Regions from separate parts of the Mus musculus genome. Here region 2 is linked to region 1. Evidence: chromatin loops called from intact Hi-C (ENCODE). Cell type or tissue: left cerebral cortex. All regions are shown on one strand.

Region 1 (8,000 bases):
CATCTAAACAGTCCCATATCCCCTAAAGAAATAGAAGCAGTTATTAATAGTCTCCCAGCCAAAAAAAAAAAAAAAAAAAAAAAAGCCCAGGACCAGACAGGTTTAGTGCAGAGTTCTATCAGACCTTCAAAGAAGATCTAATTCCAGTTCTGCACAAACTATTTCACAAAATAGAAGTAGAAGGTACTCTACCCAACTCATTTTATGAAGCCACAATTACTCTGATACCTAAACCGCAGAAAGATCCAACAAAGATAGAGAACTTCAGAACAATTTCTCTTATGAATATCGATGCAAAAATACTCAATAAAATTCTCGCTAACTGAATCCAAGAACACATTAAAGCAATCATCCATCCTGACCAAGTAGGTTTTATTCCAGGGATGCAGGGATGGTTTAATATACGAAAATCCATCAATGTAATCCATTATATAAACAAACTCAAAGACAAAAACCACATGATCATCTCCTTAGATGCAGAAAAAGCATTTGACAAGATCCAACACCCATTCATGATAAAAGTCTTGGAAAGATCAGGAATTCAAGGCCCATACCTAACCATGATAAAAGCAATCTACAGCAAACCAGTAGCCAACATCAAAGTAAATGGTGAGAAGCTGGAAGCAATCCCACTAAAATCAGGGACTAGACAAGGCTGCCCACTTACTCCCTACCTCTTCAACATAGTACTTGAAGTCCTAGCCAGAGCAATTCGACAACAAAAGGAGATCAAGGGGATACAAATTGGAAAAGAGGAAGTCAAAATATCACTTTTGCAGATGATATGATAGTATATATAAGTGACCCTAAAAATTCCACCAGAGAACTCCTAAACCTGATAAACAGCTTCGGTGAAGTAGCTGGATATAAAATTAACTCAAACAAGTCAATGGCCTTTCTCTACACAAAGAATAAACAGGCTGAGAAAGAAATTAGAGAAACAACACCCTTCTCAATAGTCACAAATAGTATAAAATATCTTGGCGTGACTCTAACTAAGGAAGTGAAAGATCTGTATGATAAAAACTTCAAGTCTCTAAAAAAAGAAATTAAAGAAGATCTCAGAAGATGGAAAGATCTCCCATGCTCATGGATTGGCAGGATCAACATTGTAAAAATGGCTATCTTGCCAAAAGCAATCTACAGATTCAATGCAATCCCCATCAAAATTCCAACTCAATTCTTCAACAAATTAGAAAGAGCAATCTGCAAATTCATCTGGAATAACAAAAAACCTAGGATAGCAAAAACTCTTCTCAAGGATAAAAGAACCTCTGGTGGAATCACCATGCCTGACCTAAAGCTTTACTATAGAGCAATTGTGATAAAAACTGCATGGTACTGGTATAGTGACAGACAAGTAGACCAATGGAATAGAATTGAAGACCCAGAAATGAACCCACACACCTATGGTCACTTGATCTTCGACAAGGGAGCAAAAACCATCCAGTGGAAGAAAGACAGCATTTTCAACAATTGGTGCTGGCACAACTGGTTGTTATCATGTAGAAGAATGCGAATTGATCCATACCTATCTCCTTGTACTAAGGTCAAATCTAAGTGGATCAAGGAACTTCACATAAAACCAGAGACACTGAAACTTATAGAGGAGAAAGTGGGGAAAAGCCTTGAAGATATGGGTACAGCGGAAAAATTCCTGAATAGAACAGCAATGGCTTGTGCTGTAAGATCGAGAATTGACAAATGGGACCTAATGAAACTCCAAAGCTTCTGCAAGGCAAAAGACACTGTCAATAAGACAAAAAAACCACCAACAGATTGGGAAAGGATCTTTACCTATCCTAAATTAGATAGGGGACTAATATCCAACATATATAAAGAACTCAAGAACGTGGACTTCAGAAAATCAAATAACCCCATTAAAAAATGGGGCTCAGAACTGAACAAAGAATTCTCACCTGAGGAATACCTAATGGCAGAGAAGCACCTGAAAAAATGTTCAACATCCTTAATCATCAGGGAAATGCAAATCAAAACAACACTGAGATTCCACCTCAAACCAGTCAGAATGGCTAAGATCAAAAATTCAGGTGACAGCAGATGTTGGCGAGTATGTGGAGAAAGAGGAACACTCCTCCATTGTTGGTGGGATTGCAAGCTTGTACAACCACTCTGGAAATCAGTCTGGCGGTTCCTCAGAAAATTGGACATAATACTACCGGAGGATCCAGCAATACCTCTCCTGGGCATATATCCAGAAGATGTCCCAACAGGTAAGAAGGACACATGCTCCACTATGTTCATAGCAGCCTTATTTTTAATAGCCAGAAGCTGGAAAGAACCCAGATGCCCCTCAACAGAGGAATGGATACAGAAACTGTGGTACATTTACACAATGGAGTACTACTCAGCTATTAAAAAGAATGAATTTATGAAATTCCTAGCCAAATGGATGGACCTGGAGGGCATCATCCTGAGAGAGGTAACACATTCACAAAGGAACTCACACAATATGTACTCACTGATAAGTGGATATTAGCCCAAAACCTAGGATACCCAAGATATAAGATACAATTTGCTAAACACATGAAACTCAAGAAGAATTAAGACTGAAGTGTGGACACTATGCCCCTCCTTAGAATTGGGAACAAAACACCCATGGAAGGAGTTAAAGAGACAAAGTTTGGAGCTGAGACGAAAGGATGGACCATCTAGAGACTGCCATATCCAGGGATCCACCCCATAATCAGCTTCCAAACGCTGACACCATTGCATACACTAGCAAGATTTTATCGAAAGGACCCAGATGTAGCTGTCTCTTGTGAGACTATGCCGGGGCCTAGCAAACACAGAAGTGGATGCTCACAGTCAGCTATTGGATGGATCACAGGGCTCCCAATGGAGGAGCTAGAGAAAGTACCCAAGGAGCTAAAGGGATCTGCAACCCTATAGGTGGAACAACATTATGAACTCACCAGTACCCCGGAGCTCTTGTCTCTAGCTGCATATGTATCAAAAGATGGCCTAGTCGGCCATCACTGGAAAGAGAGGCCCATTGGACTTGCAAACTGTATATGCCCCAGTACAGGGGAACGCCAGGGCCAAAAAAAATGGGAATGAGTGGGTAGGGAAGTGGGGGGGGAGGTTATGGGGGACTTTTGGTATAGCATTGGAAATGTAATTGAGGAAAATATGTAATAAAAAATAAATAGATTTTAAAAAATTGGAAAAAAAAAGAATTGAGATGTTATTTCTCTCTGTTAGGAGTTCAGGCCTACCATAGTTCTTTGCAAGTAGAATGCTATCAACAGTAATAGTCACTACCCAAAGTAGACCCATAAGAAAATAGAGTAATAACAAGCTATGAAACAATCACCTCCAAAGCTCCAACCAGTTTAGGATGTGAAGGGACGTTAATAGTACTTTGTGTCAAGTATATTAGTTATTCTAGATAGCCTTAGGAAAAAAGGAAGAAAATACAATAGGATTATTGATTACTATTGAGGTTCTAGAAAATAGAGGAAGGGAGCATATATGGCAGGGGGACTTTTGGGGAAAAAAGTGTCTGGTGAGGGAATTTCAATGAAAGGTAGAAGGAAGAAAGAGATGGTAAAGACATGCTGCAGATAGCTTAGACCATGCTCAGCTCTCTGGAGGCCAAATCTCAGGGACTTTGCAAACCAGGCCAGACTTTGTTCTTTGGGAAATGAGAACATGAAAGAGTAAGGGCACAGAGAGAAAACTCTATGTAGGGCAAGAACACCGAGGAGCTGAAAGGGCGTGGGCTATCAAAGATGGAATAGACGTAGAGGAGGGAGAACTGGTAGGAGGTGAACCATGAAAACTGACTGGCCCAATTGTAGGGCTTCTTCGGGACTCTCCCACATGCCTTTCCTGGCTCCCAAATGCTGTCTGGCCTCTGGGAGTTGCTCAGCCAAAATGTGTTATTTTTACTTCAGGATGCTAAGTGAGCATGGCCCCTGAAGGATGCTGAAGCAGATTGTGAGTGATACCAAAGCCCCTCCCACCCATTTCCTCTAACCAAAAAAAAAAAAAAAAAGCTCCAGGCTCTTGCTCACGAGGTAAAATTACATTCACCCCTTCTCTGAAGCCTTTCCACGCTCTCCCAGTGTGACTCACGCGCTTCCTGCATCAACGCCACTCATGTGTGTCATTATGTGCTACATTACTGCCTCTCAGAATGATTTGAGGGAGTCATTCTGATGTGTGTTTGTGTGTGGTGGTGGTGGTGGTGGTGGTGGGTGGGTGGGTGGGTAGGTGGTGTTGTTCTCCAGACCTGACTCACAGCGCCCTTCCTCTGCTTCTTTATTCTGGCATCTAGAATCATCAAGCATGTATCTGGGAACAGGCTGCAGCTGCTGATGCAGTGAAATCGAAAGGGGAACTGAGAAATCTTGGCAGGCTCCTGATCTGCCACTTCTGCACAGAACACACCTTACCAGCCACCTGCCTGACCCACTTCCACAATCTGACTAGTCATTTCTGAGTCTACCTTCAGCCCCAGAGGCTGTATGTACATCCAAGGCTCACCAGTTGTGGAATGAAGGAGGGAAGGGGAGCTTGCCACATTGAAGGAGGTGCTGAGAGGGAACAGCACAGCCAGAATGCATGCCAGCCCTGGGCTGCTATCACAACCAGTCAGAAGCCAGGAGCACAAGTGGCACCCACATGACAGAGAACCAGAAGTGCCAGGGATCCATTTGGCATCCTAAACCCAAGTGACTCTGTGGAGGACTCTCCATGGAAAAGACCTTGCCTGGGTGGATGATACAAGCTTCAGTTTTGGGCAGAAGCCAATATGGATGACTGTACCCCAAAATCTTGACCTTGTGGGCAGGGGAGAGGAGACAATTACACCCCTATCCCCATGTCCGGGTGCTATGTCCATAACAAGGCTAAATCCACAAACCAAGAGAGGGCTTGTCCTCTGCACTGTACAGTCAGGTGAACAGAGGGGACAGGAATTCAAATTACAAGCTCCCCCTGTGTCTACATGGCAAAGAGAGCTGTATAATCAGGAAGAAAGGGTGGCTGTGGTCTTCTGTGGATCACAAACAGGCCCAAGTTGCATTGGGCTAGAAAATAAATGTACCTTTCAGTAGAAAGGGAACCTGTCACCTTTGATGCTTTACAATAGGGAAGTGTCGTTTTTGTGTGTGCCAAGAACTTTTATTTACATCATCCCCACCCATCTCACACATCTCACATCATCTTGTAGTAGTTCTCTCTCTCTCTCTCTCTCTCTCTCTCTCTCTCTCTCTCTCTCTCTCTCTCTCTCTCTCTCCTTTCTTCTCTCTCTCTTCTCTCTTCTCTTTCTCTTCTTTCATCCCCTTCTCTCTTCCTGCCCTTCCCTCTCCCCATTTTCTTTCTTCCTTTCTTCCATCCTCTCTCTTCCCTTCTTTCTTTCCACTTCTCCTCCTCCTCTCCCTTCTTCATTTTTGGTTTTTTGAGACAGAGTTTCTCTGCATAGCCCTAGCTGTTCGTGAACTTGTTCTGTAGTCCAGACTCACCTTGAATTTAAAGATCCCTGCCTCTGCTTCCTGAATTATGAGATTCAAGTTTTGTGCCACCATGCACTGCTCAAGTGATGCCATTTTCAATTGTCACAGAATATCCTTGCTTCCAGGGCAAGTGCCTACCAATGATGGTGAGATGCCTTTCACCCTATAGCTAGTCAGGAGAGGAATAGGCAAGACTTTCTGACCCAGAGAGAAGGAGAGGATTTCAGGGGGAACCCTGGAAGTCTCTATCAGGACACAAATAAAGAAGGAAGTGACCAGGCGAGACCAAGATGACAGGTAACAGGCCACATGGCTGGAAAGTAGGCCAGGCCAGTATTATCAAATTCGAATAGCTCAGAATCTTCCCACTATAGTGCCTGAAGCTTTTAATAAATATAAAAGTCTCCAAGTCATTTCTCCGCGTTATTACTCTGAGTATGGGTGGATGTAGAAAGTTTTGTATTTTTACACTTCTCACCTCCTTTTCTCTCTGCAAAGGCTTCTTTGGGACAGGGCAAGGCACATGACACACCAGGATGGGAGAAGCCAGGAGAGTTAGGATCCAAGAACAAGAAGATTTAACACAACACGTGCTTCAGCCTTTTTGGAGTGTGGTAAAAACCAGGAAGCCCTGAGTCTTACAGAACTTTACAGGAAAGCTGGAACCCAAGGCTGACCAGAGCTGCCTGCTTCATTTGAAAAGGAGGGGACACTAGCTTCGCCTTCACAGACACATCACTCACCACCAAACTGCCAGACTGCCACAGCAGAGTAGAAGAAAGAGGGAACAGGATGTGGGGCAGGGCTATCAGACTTCAAAGAGTGTCATCCCCACCCCCTCAGGAACAAAGTGTGTGGGAGATAGGGGAGACAGTGTGTAACTGCGGGTGACTGCCAACTGCCATTGTGCTCTGTGAAATCTTTAAGTTTGTAGAACCTTTGAGAGATGAAGCCTTGCTGGATGGAGCAAGTGAGCCACTGGAGGCAGGTTTTGACATCACTTCCTGCTCACTCTCTCTTCCAGGCTGCTGATTCAGTGTGAGAAGTGGACCTTGTGCACTTGTCACCAGGATGGACTGTATACCTTGAAACTGTAAACCCAAATAAAACCCCTTTCTTAAGATGCTTTTGTCAGGGTGTCTTACCCCAGCAACAAAAGAGAAACGAGTGCACACTCTGAGTCCAAGTTGAACACGCCTCTTTTCTTCATAAAGAGCCCTGCCTCAACAACAGAAAATAGACTAAGAGACGTCTATACTGAAGGGACAGCAAATTTCTAATTTCCCACAAGCACAGAGAAGTTGGAGAGCCGGAATCTTTCATTCTTGTCACTAGTCCCCTAGTCCTTCTATAACTTAAGGGACAGTCCCTTGAATTTTTGCTTCTTGTGCTGGCTTGCATGCCTTTTGGTGAAATTTATATAATGTCTACCCCGTAATTTTAGTAAAAGAATCACAAAAACCTAGTAAAGGAATATATAGGGCTGGGGAGGTAGCTCAGTAGTTAAAAGCACTTGTTGCTCTTTCAGAGGACCTAGGTTCATTTCCCACCATCCACATGGTAGCTCACAATCATCTGTAACTTCAGTTTCAGAGTATTTAATGACCTCATCTGGTTTCCACAGGCACCAAAGTTCACGGTCAGCCTAGCTACATTCTATGTTCAAGGCCTGCTTAGACTACATTAGATGTTTCCTCAAAAAGAAAACAGAAAGGAAGAAAACTAAACCAAGAGAGCAGTGCACTATAGATGCATTTAGATGAGGTATACATAGGCCAATTCATAGAGGTAAGAAGTCAATCAGTGCTTGCCAGATGTGGGGGATGGAAGTATGAAAAGTTATCGCTATTGGGGTTGGGGTTTCCTTTGGAGGTGATGGAAACCTTCTGCAAGTAGTAGTGATATTTGGACAGTTAGTATTTATATTAAAATTCACTGAAATACATACTTTATTGAAATGTTAATTTCATGTTATATTAATTGTGTTTCAACTGAAATGCTCAGAATTAGTTCAAAAATGAGAAGGTAATTTCAAGAGGTATGTTGTCTAGCCGAATGGAGCAGCGATCATTTCATGTCCTGAGGTATCTGACTCTTCCAGGAAATAGATGGCATTTGTCTCACAAAAGAATTGAAGAGAACACTCTGCTGCCCCATGTATTAATCAACCTTCTTTAGAAAGACAGAATCAAGTATCTAGAAAAGTGATAGAATGGAAATATAACTATGGGAGATAGATAGATAAATAGATAGATAGATAGATAGATAGATAGATAGATAGATAGATAGATAGATAGATAGATAGATAATTTCTTGGGGGTGGTTAGTTTGATGACTGAGACATCTCAGAATGATCCATCTGCAAAGTTTTGAATAAGGAAAGTTGGTAGAATGGCTCAACCCATGTTCAAATGCCTGTGGGTTTAGTTGTGTAAGTCCGAGATATGAAGGCCAGAGGGCCTCAAACACTGATGCTGAAGGTCAAGAGAAGGTTGTGGCAAGAGAAAGAAGAGGGAA
Region 2 (8,000 bases), 110 kb before region 1:
ATAGGCAGATGGGTGGTTTCCTGGGCTAGCTAAAAGCTGGGTAGAAAATGACTAAACAGGGGCAAGGAGGAACTGTCTGAGTGACAAATGCTGAATGTAGGTTGTGTTGGTGTGGGCATAGGCAAACAGATTTGTCAAAACTTAAGGAACTTTATGCTTTGAATGGCTGCATTTTATTATACTTCAGTTGAATATTTAAAGCCCTCTAAAAATAACTAAAAGGCAAACTACAGTGGTGTCTGAAACTGATGTACACAGCCTTGTGACTAATAAGAACAGAGAGATCCCATGTGTAAAATAGGCCAAGTACACAAACAACAAAACCCCAAAGCTGACCATGAACAACAAGCACATGATAACAGAGTAGACGCCAGTGATGATCACATTGTGTAAGCAGAGCAGATGTCAGTGCCGTCATGTTGGTGGAAAAAGAAAAAAACGACTCTGTCTTGCTGTTAAGTGGGGAGTTTATTTCTGTGAGTGACATTTTAGTGTCACATAATACACAAATGAATTATGTTCCAATATGGTGTATTGTCAAGTTCATAGATGCTATACCCTTGAGTCTCCATCTCAACTCTGCTATGTGACTCCGTGGCCTGAGCTTCTGGTCTCCTTTAATTCCTCTTTTCCTTCCCAACTCCCTCTCTTCCTCTACCACATTCCACACCTCTGCCTCTCATTTCTCTAACTTTTTCCTTGTAATTCCTCCTACATGTCAGCTTAGCTCTCTGGCGAGTCCTTTTGAGTTTACTGTTTCTGATGTCTGATAGGCTGGTAGGTAGATGGTCTAGGATGTCCTCTTTCCAAGTCTGGTGATAGAGGTGGGGTGATAGAAGCCATAGGACCAACTTATTCTCCATCATTGGGAGGTTAGCCTGGCTCCTTCAGATGACAAGTGGACTAGCCCTGGTATGTAAGCATGAGTGTGTCTGAGTGCTTATGGTATGAAGGTTAAGGTGTTTTCCTAAAAGCCCTTTCAACAGAATCTTCATTTCTCAATGTGACAGTGTTGGGAGGAAGCCTTACCGGCAATGTTCAACTTGGAGGCCGAGCCCCCAGGAATAAGTTTGAGCCTTTCAGCCTAGGTTCTTTCCTGTGATGCCTTTGCACTTTCTCTTTCACTGTGGTTTGAAGTAGAGCAAAGCCCTCAAAATTAGACCTTCCAAACTTCCATAAAGATGTGTCAAAATAAACCTTTCTTCTTTATAACTTACACAGTCAAGTGTTTTTGTGTAGTGATGGTAGTTTCTGAACCACCTGGTTTTTATGAAGTGGTTTAGCCTGTCCACTTTTGTGTAATGGCTGAGACATGTAGCCAGTGTTGGCTTGAGCAATGGAAGACCAACTTAATGACTTGATGAGAGAGAAGACTGAGGGAAGGTTGACAATCAGCTACACAGAATCCTTCTTAATATACACTAAAACCTACCAAGTACCCAAATGAGGAATGATCCAATCAAATCTAGTGCAGCCACACAGTAGACAGCAGACTGCAGAAGGGCATCTAGTGAATTGTAGATACTTAATGAAAATTCAAAACAAGATGCACTGCAGGGAGAAGCATGAGAGCCATGACAGGAAGACAAATGAAAAATGTTCCCTTTCCCCACATCTAATAGGAAGGTTGTAAGAAACATACCATTTGACCCTCTTCGCTCTTCTAAACTTTGGACAGAGGCCAGAAGGAACTATTGTCTGTAATTAAAGTACAAGTTGGTCTGATCACAGCTCTGTTCTGTCCTGTTACTGGGCTGACAGTAGGTAAATTACTAATGCTCATCGAGCCTGGTGTGTCTAGAAGGAAGAATTAGAATGATATATTTTTTAACCCATAGTTTGAAGGGTACAAATTTATAACAGCATTTGAATCCATCAATTGAGGAACTAACTATATGACAGGGGTGGTTATAGCAATAGTTTCAGCTAGGCTTCTATTTTACTAATCCCATCAACACCATTGTGACAGATATTCTAGTGGCACCTCTTATTAAGACACCATGAAAAGCATTTATCAAACCAACAGGTGACATATGCTGAACAAAATGCTCCAAAGCCCTGGCAGGGATTGTGCTTCTGGTTAGAGGAACCATTCATCTGAGACAGCAATGCAAAGTTGAAGCCAAGCCAACCCTGGTCAACTGCCAGTCAAGTTATATAGTTGAGAAGTCAGTAATTTGGGTAGCCTAATGTTTCTTTTTTTATTTGGTTGGTTTGTTTTGTTTTGTCTTGTTTGTTTGTTTTTTGAGACAGGGCCTCACTATGTAGTGCTGACCAGCCTGAACTAACTATACATAGTTATATATAAACAAGTCTGGCTGCGAACTCACAGAGTTCTGCCTGCATCATCCTTCTGAGTACTGGGATTAAAGGTGTGTGCTACCATACCTAGCACTCTGACATTAAAAGTTCTCAATTATAAATGACAGCATCCACCACTCCTTTCCAATTAATTTTTGCTCTATGGGTCCTTGTCCAGGCACCGATTATGTTGTCTGAGTATTCATAGGGAGATGAAAACAAAAGTCTATTCACCCTAGATAGGCAGCCATGACAATTTAACCTGATGAGCCAATGACTTTACTGGGGTTGCTTACAGGAGTATGTGTTAACGATTACCTACAGGCGCATGTAGGACTCAAAGGCAGCCATGTCACCAAAAAGCCCATCCCAGCAAGAATGACAATTCACAAAAGATGCATCCCTGTGTTTATTGAAGGACTTTCAGATAGCTCAACTGGCTGAAAAGTCTTCTCTCTGCAGCACTCATTACTACTCGTATAACTTTGGGAGGGACCTGTAAATCTCATAAATTTCAGGAGCCTCCTGAGACTTGTAAGTTGAGTATACTTCCCAAGGAGCCTCCCTCCAGGAGGGAGTGTATTATTCTGGAGGAAATGGCTACACAGCACTGACACTAGGCCTTGATCCCTGGGATGAGAGTGGGACATTTGGAGGCAGGATTGAGATTTTTGTGATTCACCTCCCATCTCTTCAGTTAAATGGGTCTGTCTGCCCTGCTGCATGCCTCAAACTTAAACATCTTTTGGCATTGGGGTTCCCCACAATGTGCACAAATGAGCACTGTGGACCCACATAGCAGTCACAGAATCTCTCCTCCCCAAGTTGTACTCACAAGTTCTTGAACTAGTTCTGGTCTGCAGGGTGGAAAGCTAGATAGCAACTTTGTTGGAGCTGGAAGCTTGAATAACCACAGCTGCTTGTTCCCCAACAGTTCTCAGAGATGTCACCCCCATCTTCCATGGGCCACTCACAACCTTCTGAGTTCAACCAGAGCAGGAGTCCATGCCGGCTGCCACCTCAGGTAGGTCTACAGACCAATGTTGTACTAGGGGTGCCTCTGTCATTCAGGATGGTGTTGAGTAAACCAGGTGTTCTTGTTGGTCTTAGAGCAAAATGGTCTTCATTTATCTCGTGTTATAGTTTGAATGAAAATGGCCTTCATAGGTCCACAGGGAGTGGCACTATTAGGATCTGTGGTCTTGTTAGAGTAAGTGTGGCTTTATTGGAGGAAGTGTGTCACTGGGTGAAGGGAGGATGTGGGGACATGGAAGCTTTGAAGTTTCAGAAACTCAAGCCAGTCCCAGTGTGTCATTCTCTCTTTCTAATGCCTGCCAATCTGGCATCTTAGCTCAGAACTTTCAGCTACCTCTCCAGCAGCATATTTGCCTACCTTCCATCATGCTTCTTGTCATGATGAGAATCCACTAAACCTCTTAACTGTAAGGTAGCCCTAATTAAATGTTTTCCTTTATAAGAGTTGCCATGGTCATGGTGTCTCTTCCCAGTAGTAGAATTTTGACTTAGACATTGTGATATGAAGAACTGAAGGGAACAATGGTGGGAGCCATACCCCACCCAAATTACCTAACTCCCAGTTATAACAGTGCTTGGTGTCATAGCTCTGTATTCAAATAACCCTGAATAAGGCATCAAGATGGCAGGATCAAGGTGATACACTGTCAGTTACCTGTGGAATACAGAACCAATATCCTCTCTCGACCTTTATGTACAGAGCTGCATATAGCTTCTTATCCCAAGTTTGATATATCATTTCCCTTATTTTCCACAGCACACCTCTTAAAAAGAGACTATGAAGTAAGTGGAGCCTCCAATATTATTCAGTAAACATCCTGCATAACAGCCCATGGTGGTTCTGAGTATGTTCCTAATGATTCCCTTTCCTGGGTCCTGCTGTCTGTACAGCAGTATGACCAACTGCCTTCCAACTCCTGCACCCAGGCTCAGTGCTCCATTTCTTTCTTTACCTCCTCCAGGGTACTAATTAGCTATGATAAAATTGGTAAGGACAGAGAGAAGCTCCCAGACTCTACTCTCAGCAGCAACTAGTCAGCGGCTAGGCAGGATTTTTTTTCTACTATGTTTAGAAATGACCATGTCTTCAGCAGCTCAGATAATTACAAGTTCTCCAAGGTAAGTTCCTTCTCCAGCTCCCTGCTAGGTGGCCTAGAATAGGACACAGAGTCATCACAAGGTGCCCAGCCCCCGTTCCTCCCTGACATCAGATTGTTTCTTACTCCCTCCTGGAAGGACACCATCTGCTACAACTGTCTCCTCCATCTGTGTCTCCTTTTGTGTAAGGGACTTCCACTGGGAGTCTGGAAATAGCTTCCTCATTTCCATCATCCTCACAGCCCTTGTGGGCTTTGTGTCTCAGTGACAGACCATCCCAGGTTCCTACTGGGTTGTATGCCCACAGTGTGGGTGGCTGCTGCTAGGGCACTGCACCTTTTTCGTTTTGTAGTCACTGCTGAGCTACCTGCAGACAGTGATCTGATCCAAGCTATGGGTGGTAGAATCTGATGGAGGCAATCAAACACAGTTCTTGGAGACCACAGGCTTGAAGGGAGACCTTGCAGCTGCTCAGCCAAGCTATCTGAAGATGCTGATGAACCATGTCTCTATACAGAGCCAATCTGGGTCTACCTCTGGTTATATTAGCTTTTAATACTATTCTTTTGGGCAGTTCAGAGGGCAAATCTTCCTTCAATACTTTGTTCTTCCAAATTTTACTCAGAAAGCAACAGCTGGGATCCTCATTAGAGTCTTGATTTCATGTTTTCTGCGATGAAGCCACAACCCAGCCTCAGTCACTGTGGTGTTGCTCAGCTCCCCGCATGGTTCTCTAGCTACCTGGTGGAGTGATTTCAACATCACTTAACATTGCTCTCTCATATTTGAGGTAACAGGATGAGCTCCACAGAGCGGAGGGAACTAGTTCAACCCAAGCTTAGCATCATTCTCTGGATGGCAGAATTGGTCAATACTAACCCCGCTTCATCCTCAGCTAGACAGAAAAGTGCACAGAAGAAAGTTCACTGGAAGATCGAAGAGGGCTACATGAGAACAAAGGTATGCCACACAGGCAAACATGCACACATAGCTGTTCTCCCAAGTCTGGGTCAGCTTTGATACAAAAGGGAATTTGGAGTCATCAAACCCGAGTTTGCAGCACTGAAGGAGGGGTGCTACCAAGTGCATGGTAATCTAAAGCATGGTATGGTGACACATGTGATGATCACCAGGACTCGGCCTGCAGAGACAAAAGAGTTACCAATTTTGAGGTCAACCAGAGCTACAAGATACTGGGGTATAGATCAGTAGTAGAGTCTTTCTCTAGAATACAAGACCCAGGTCCCACCTCTATTATGAGGGAAAAAAAGCAAAATAAAATTGGAGTGTGTATATGCCTCACATATTCTCTAGCCTCAGTTTCCTTGTGTGTAATGGTATTTTCTCTATAAAGATCAAGTGAGATGGCACATATGAATTCCATCAAAAAATATCAAAAATGGTGCCAGGGTCCAGTACTCTGAAGGGAAGCAAGCTACCCTGTCTACAGCCATACCATTATGAACACACTGGATCTCATCAGAATGAAAGGAACCATCTTGGAATGCTCTTAGTGTGACTATGACTCCTGTTCATGTCTCTGGGCACATCAGTGCATAAATCTTAGAATCCCAGCAGTGCAAATAGATGAGATAGACCTTATTAGTCCATTTTACCATTGGGCACTGTGGAAATATTGAACTCCTACCCACTGTCCCAGAAAGTACCCAGACACTGGTAGCCAAATCAATACACCTTACCTTAGTTATCAGACGAGTGAGTTTTTACTTGACCTTTAGCTCAGATACTAAATGATTATTAGGGTTTGAATTTGAAATGTCTCCAGGAGCTCATTTATAAAGGGCTGCTTTCAAGATGTTGGCACTATTTTCAGAACTGTGGAAACCCTAGAAGATAGGGTTCTACTGTCAAGAATAGAGCAGAGCCTTTGAAGGTTGTACTGTCCTAGTTCCTATCGGCATCATAGTCTCCTATGATGTGAACAAGGGCTCCCACACTCTCCTGCTACCATGAACACAATGTTCCACCATGTCTTCCTTGCCATAATGGTCTGAAACCTTCTAATACCATGAGCCCAAATAAATCTCTCCTCTTTTATGTTGTTTCTGTCAAGAATTGAGGTCATGTCAGAATGTAACTAGTATGGTGACAGGGAGGTTAGAAACCATCAGGTCTCCATGATAAGTGTCCTGGTGGGCATTTCAATCAGATGAACACTCAGGAGTCTGGGTAATGAATAACCTAGTCAGCCACAGCAGTACTCTGCTCACTGCCTGTCAGAGAGGATGGGGAAGGTATTACTTCCAACCTCTACCCAGGTCTCTTGACACATCAATCCTCTGCCCCATTCCTCCTCCACTGTCATCTCCCACTTCTGTTCCCCATGTATTTCTCATTACAGTCAATGACCTGTCTTAGTTCCTCACTCAGAATGGGCAGAGCTTGATACTGGGTGTCTGGCTACATTCTTGTAAGAGACTAATTTGAGAATTGTAGAATCAAGTGTATCATTCTCTCTGCTCATACACCAGACAGATGGTCAGAAAAGTCATCTAACATGAGCCAGTATATTTAAACAATCTTGTCACTGCCAGGATCTCCATTGAGTACACATAGGAACTTACACAAGCAGTTGTAAAACCCATAGAAGTGTCCTAAAAATTCCCTTAGAAGCTAATAAAAGTATATAGCAAGGGAAAGTATCTTGTGGATGTGTCCGAAAGCCAATGTTTAATATCCATCTAGTCTTCCCATAGAGAGACTCTTGCGTCTAATGAAGAATGCTCACACTCAGACCTGCCCACTCAGAGATAGGGCGGGCACTCTTCCATTGGGGAACAGACTGAGGTGTGGAAAGCCAAACTCCTCATCAGCGATAGTTGTTGGTAAAGGTGCCCCCCACTGGGAAAGTGGTCCTCTAATAGTCAACAGCTGTGTGGCCAGCCTGGGCTCTACAGTTTAAGATTAGCAGTAAGCCCGAGTAAATATTGGAATCAAAGAAAAGGAGAAGCTGTGGATTCAATTCATGGACTCTTGGAATACCCCACAGTTGTCCACAGACAGAGAGCTTGGGTGGGGGAGGGGGCTGCTGGAATGATGCCTGGTGGGTGATCAGTGACATGAAAGCCATTTTGATATATAAAAAAAAAAATCCCTTCATGTCTCTAGATGCCATGGAGCAGAAATCAACTGTCCCAGTTGGCTCACCCCAGTTCTACCTGCAGAACCTGGAGCTTTGTGTCACTAAGTTTCAGAGGGCTTTGCTGTTGAGGACCCTGTGTCCGAACATGCTGTGGGTATATTGTCAGTTCCCCAGGCACAGAGGCTTCCCTTGTGAAATGTGATGTGCTCGGTATGCATTTAACTGACACAACCATAGGCACAGAGTCCCTCTCCAGAGCACCTTCACTCAACATGTGCTTTGCATCTTGCACAGCTTCTTCCCAAATTTTATTGTATGGATAATGCTAACCATTTCTTTAAGTTATTTTTAGTGTATTAAGGAGTTTATTTCCATTTAAAATGTTATTTAAATTTATTTATTTATTTATTTATTTACTTACTTACTTACTAACTTACTTATTTATTTGGAGGCAAGATCTCAT

The links. Hi-C counts contacts between places; a loop is a spot of excess contacts. Peaks named below come from ENCODE experiments on the same cell type or tissue, not always from the same donor. Only the 100,000 strongest peaks of a DNase experiment are listed, where the experiment ranks them.
Region 2: it touches region 1 in a loop (12-fold over the local background); 2 of 42 quality-filtered maps call a loop at or near these places.

What each region holds. Positions count from the first base shown.
Region 1 is chr13:35,127,966-35,135,965 of GRCm38, reverse strand. No RefSeq gene overlaps it. Among named protein-coding and RNA genes, the nearest start is that of 4930529N20Rik, 36 kb to the left of the region's middle. In left cerebral cortex, no CTCF peak of the experiment used is centred here; DNase peaks (open chromatin) are centred at 3,879, 4,054, 4,498 and 6,308; H3K27ac peaks cover 786 bases.
Region 2 is chr13:35,238,250-35,246,249 of GRCm38, reverse strand. No RefSeq gene overlaps it. Among named protein-coding and RNA genes, the nearest start is that of 1700019C18Rik, 30 kb to the right of the region's middle. In left cerebral cortex, no CTCF peak of the experiment used is centred here; DNase peaks (open chromatin) are centred at 338, 675, 4,596, 6,889 and 1 more place; H3K27ac peaks cover 1,138 bases.